Linked DNA regions of Mus musculus: region 1 is linked to region 2. A link is a loop called in an ENCODE intact Hi-C map of the cell type or tissue named here. Cell type or tissue: heart. All regions are shown on one strand.

The links. A loop is a pair of places that touch in the nucleus more often than their neighbours do. Peaks named below come from ENCODE experiments on the same cell type or tissue, not always from the same donor. Only the 100,000 strongest peaks of a DNase experiment are listed, where the experiment ranks them.
Region 1: a loop joins it to region 2, with 13 times the contacts of the local background. A loop is called at or near these places in 15 of 42 quality-filtered maps.

Annotation. Positions count from the first base shown.
Region 1 is chr9:99,845,574-99,848,073 of GRCm38, forward strand. It overlaps the pseudogene Gm518. Among named protein-coding and RNA genes, the nearest start is that of Sox14, 29 kb to the right of the region's middle. In heart, a CTCF peak has its summit at 1,424 (motif pointing right); no DNase peak of the experiment used is centred here.
Region 2 is chr9:100,445,421-100,447,920 of GRCm38, forward strand. No RefSeq gene overlaps it. Among named protein-coding and RNA genes, the nearest start is that of Gm28166, 3.3 kb to the right of the region's middle. In heart, a CTCF peak has its summit at 1,190 (motif pointing left); a DNase peak (open chromatin) is centred at 1,031; H3K4me3 peaks cover 798 bases; H3K27ac peaks cover 438 bases; H3K27me3 peaks cover 1,061 bases.

The DNA of each region.
Region 1 (2,500 bases), 600 kb before region 2:
GTGTTACAGGGTGGTAAACACATATATAAACTAGAAATTTAGTTCTATTGGAGAATGTTAAATACTTAGTATTCCCTGGGATATACTTTATTAAGACTCATCTTTGCTAGGTGGTGGTGGTGCTCGCCTTTACTCTCAGTACTCAGGAGGCAGAGGCCAACCTGGACTAAAAAAGTGAGTTCCAGGACAGGCAGGACTACACAGAGAAACCTTATCTCAAACAGAACGAAACAGAAAAACAAAAAGATGACTAATTTTTACAGATATTTTTTAGGTCAATTCTGGCTTGCAAATGCAATGTTTGGCTTTGATAAATACAATGTAGCAGGGGCATTGAGGAAGATCCAGTGAAGTCCCTATTTCTCTTAAGCCCTGTTATGTTTTTCCCTTGGTTTATGTCTTCCACATGAAGCCAGTAGCTACTTCTTTCCCTCGGAGATGACACCACACTCTTACTTGTCTTGTTGAATGTACATCTCTGCAGTGGAGCAGAATTGAAATACCATTACAGAACTAATGTCTGATACCTAGTTATACAGAAATTATAAGTTTTTTTTTTTTGGAGGGGAGAGGGAGGTGTGGACTGTCTGGATTTTTTTCCAAGTTTTTACTAAAAAAAAAAATTGTTTATATCTGAAAATAGAATTGTACTAGAGGAGAATTTGAACCCAGAACACAACATTTGAGGTTGTTTTCTAACGATGACATCCTGGTCAGGGCCATGTGTCTTGGTTGACCACATGGCCTTCTTAGGGACAAACTTCAGACCTGCATACTTCCTTTTCCCGAGCGACAGGGACAGAATTCTAGTCCTTACAACAAGGATCATCAAAGAGAACGTTTGCAAGCTGTTTGTAAAAGATACTTTTATCATAAGAAAAGCAATTTTACTCCCTCCAGAATCTGTGTATCAATTCAAACATTTCCCCACAAATACATTCCAGTTGTCTTACATTGTTAAACCCTGCATCTTTTATCACCAACTCGAAATCCAGCTTTCAATGGGAGACATCTATTTCCACAATGTTCAAAAAAAGGATGTTGGTTTTCATAGTAAAAGCTGATATTATTATTTTAAGGGGCCACAATGTCATGCAGGGTGCTCACCTTTCCTGTGAGCCATTTTTACCAAGGTGTATCAAGTCATAAAGATTTCTCACACCATACGTTATTGCAACATTTCTGTTCTACTAGTAGCCTTATTTAGTCCATTGTATTAATCTTACTAAGTCAAATTTCCAACTCTCAGTAAGTCTTAGTTTATTTAAGAGCTCAGAGATGTGATCAGGAGGCGCTATAAATTGTTTACTTCAGTCCTTCTTGGCGTCTCCAGGATCTTGGGGACCCTATCCACTGAGCAGAAGAGACAAAATCTCCTTGTGCAACTTCACTTGGTGAGGAATTAACAGCATTCAATATGACCGCTAGGTGGCAGTGTTTCCCCGGGATGCTAAGGGAGCCTTGCTCTTCCCTGGGCAGCTTGGGGCAGAGTCTGAGCTTAGGGAACATTTTAAATACTGATAAAACCCAAAGACAGCCAAGTCCCAGAATGAGGAGGGCTGCTAAAGCAATTCAGAACCTTGGGAAGTAGAAATCTAGTTCTGATGTCAAGAACTGGGTTTGTAGAGACACTAAAATTGGATACATTTAGGGGCTGGTCACATCTAAAGAAGGAAACTTTTTGAGCCCCTTTGATTTTTAATTAATTTTTTTAATGGCTTGTCTTATCATTTACTAAGAAATTATACTGAGATCAAAAATTTTTTTTTACAAAAAGAAAGTTTCAGAACTCATGTACACTCAGGGCATGCTTTCTCAGTTAAAAGACTTAATGATTAGATGATGATGATGACAATAATAATAATAGTAATTAATAATAATAATAATAACACATGCGCACACACACACCCCTTAACAGATCTCTCTTCTTTCATTAAGTTGCAATAAGCTTTTGTGTGCTTTTAGAGGTTATAATCACTTATAACACCACTAGATATTTTCTTTGCTTGTTCTCTCTCTCTCTCTCTCTGTGTGTGTGCGCGCACACACATTTTCTTTATTTTAGAACTTGATAATTCTTGGTTCTATTGAATCTCCCTACCCCTCCAGTGTTCCTACACCTGATACGTTCAGGTAGTTTCCAGCAGTTCCAAATACGACAGACCACATTGGTTGTATTTCCCACAGTGGGAGCCCTGATTTTCTCTTAGGATCCCAATCCCTTTGATTAAGAATGGTGTGTTACCAGGGAATAGCAGAAGCACCTTATCATGCTTTGACAGGGCTGCTTAGCTAGGTGACATGACAGTGCACATCCTTAAATCCAGCCTGGGATCAGAAAGCCAAGAGAAAACACCAAAGAAGTTCTTTTAAAAATTATGTAAATTAGACTAAACAAATGAAAGATAACAGCATTTATTGTTGACATCACCAATTAGAATACTCCCCCCTTTAAGAAAAACAAAACAGAAAACAAAATGTAAAGGACTCTAAAATAGAC
Region 2 (2,500 bases):
CTGTTTCTCTGTCTCTCTGTCTCTCTCTACCCCCCCCACACACACACGCACACACGTACACACATTGCATCGTGTGAGTTTTTCCTGAGGAACCATAATATAAATGTCTATTCACCCCAGAAACAGATGGAAAACCAAAATAATGATTCGAGTGAAGTCCAACTTGGTGGACCAGAGAGTTTATCAGGGTTCCTCGCAGGAGCACAGGGAGGAGTCTCTTAGAAGGGCAGGTAGAACTCCAAAGCAGCTACATTATGGGAAAGCCCACCGAGTATGGGCAGCAGCTCACAAAGGCTGCAACCACGCTAGTTCTCTGCACAGCTTACAGACAGCCTCAAGGAAGCTCTCTGGTTCTCCTGGCAACTGTTTACTGAAACTTACAACCTTGAGCTGGGACCTTGTGGATCTTATTTTCTGGGCTCCCTCACTCTTGTAAATTTGGCCAGCTTTCTAAGTCTTTTGCTTCTCATTCCCTCCAGGAGGGAATGTTTTAATTAGGAGAAAATAGCTACGGACAGACCCAAGCTGGTGATGCCATCCTAATGTAAGAGGAAAATTTTAGAAGCAAAGCATTGCAGCCCTGAGTGGAGAGTGGAGGAATTTGGCCAGAACTTTTTTTAAGAAGATGAAAGATGCCTGGAGTCTGTTTATAAGTTGCAGTGACAACCCCCATTGCAACCCCTGGAGGGCGCAGCCAACATTCACCCGCGTTGGCGTTGGCGTTGGCGTTGGCGTCCAGGAAGGTGGCGCTGAGCACACACTGAGAGTGTCCGCCCTCCAGTCCTGCCCGGGTCCAGGCTGTACATTCGGTTCCTCCACCGGGTCCGTGCTCTGCAGCGACATTTCTGCAGCCCACGCAGGACTCGCGTCCTCAGCCTGCCCACAGAGCATCGCTTGGCCACCATACTACTCAGTAATAATCTCATACATCAAAGCTAGGAGAGCCAGGCCCTGCCTAGGAGCGACTGCGGTCGGCATGGAATATCATTAGTAGGAGCCTCGTGCTCCTCGCCTTCGTATGCAAACTCCCGGGCTCCCTAGAGTACTTCCTGAGGAAAGTGCTCTGCACCACGGACATTTGTTATTTTACAGGAGAGGACTCAGAAAATCCGCAGGGACCCAACCAAATCAACCGATGGTCCTGAACCGACTACCACGGCCTCTATTGACACCTAGTGGCAACCGCTGGAATGACAGCTGGCTCTGGCGCACCCTCCAAAGCTGCTTTGGAAAAAGCCAAATATTGCTAATACAGGTAATTTACAAATATTCAAAAGGAGGACAGAGGGAAGAAAAAAATTTTGCTTTCACTATTTCTTTGAGGATCTATGAACCATAACATCATGGTTAAATATTTTAACTTGGAAAAGGGAAGGAGATATCGAAGGAGAATTGAAGTCCTAGCCATCCATGTCAGGAAAAAAAAGCTGGGTCACAAAGAAAAGAAAACAGAGGGACAGACTGGAGAGGCAAATGAGACCCAATGAGACAACACACATGCTCTCATTCCACACATACATGACTGTGTAAAGGCCTTTGCAAGCCAAGCATAGAGACACACATCTGTAATCCCAGCCTTGGAAGGCTGAAGCAGGAGGACTGTCATGAGTGTCAGGCAAGCCTGGACTATAAATAAAGACCCCATATCAAATTTTAAGAGAGAGAGAGAGAGAGAGAGAGAGAGAGAGAGAGAGAGAGAGAGAGAGAGAGAGAGAGACAATGCAGGCCAGACATGGTGGTGCACAGCTGTAATCCCAGCACTTGGAGAAGCTGAGGTGCCAGGAACACCATTTCAAAGTTAGCCTGAGCTACAGAAGAAGAAGAAAGAGAGAAAAAGAAACAAAGAAAGATGGGGAGGGAGGAAAGGGGGAGGAGAAGGGAGAGAAGAGAAGAGAAGAGAAGAGAAGAGAAGAGAAGAGAAGAGAAGAGAAGAGAAGAGAAGAGAAGAGAAGAGAAGAGAGAAAGACAGAGACAGAGGGAATGTCATTGCAGCAATATTTAGGATAGCAGATCCTGGCATGCTGTATAAATAAATGTATATACCTAACATAACACATTCCATGCAACAAGATTCAAGTCCACAAAAGAGAGCTTTTGCTATTTCGTGACTCCGTCCTCCACCAGCTTGCCTGGTGGGTGCGCACACGCATGTGTTAGAGTACATGCACTTTTGTGTCATTCCTCAGGAGTTATCCACCCTTTTATTGAGACAGAGTCCCTGGCTGGCATGGAATTCACCAAGCAGACGAGGCTGCCAGGCCTCTACTTGTCTCCACCTCCCCAACATGGGGATTCCATGTGTGCACATGGGTTCTAGGGATCAAACGCAGACCCTCGTGCGTGCTGATAGAGCTGTCTCCCCCGCTCTTTATTCATTCTTAGTACAAAGAATGTGGTTTCCTGTGAGAAGTGGGAAGAGGTGGGGAGGGGAGGAAGAGAGAGGGGAGCCAAGCCGAGGCTGTCACTCCTCTCAGTTTGGAGTCTGCTGCCGAGGAGACTT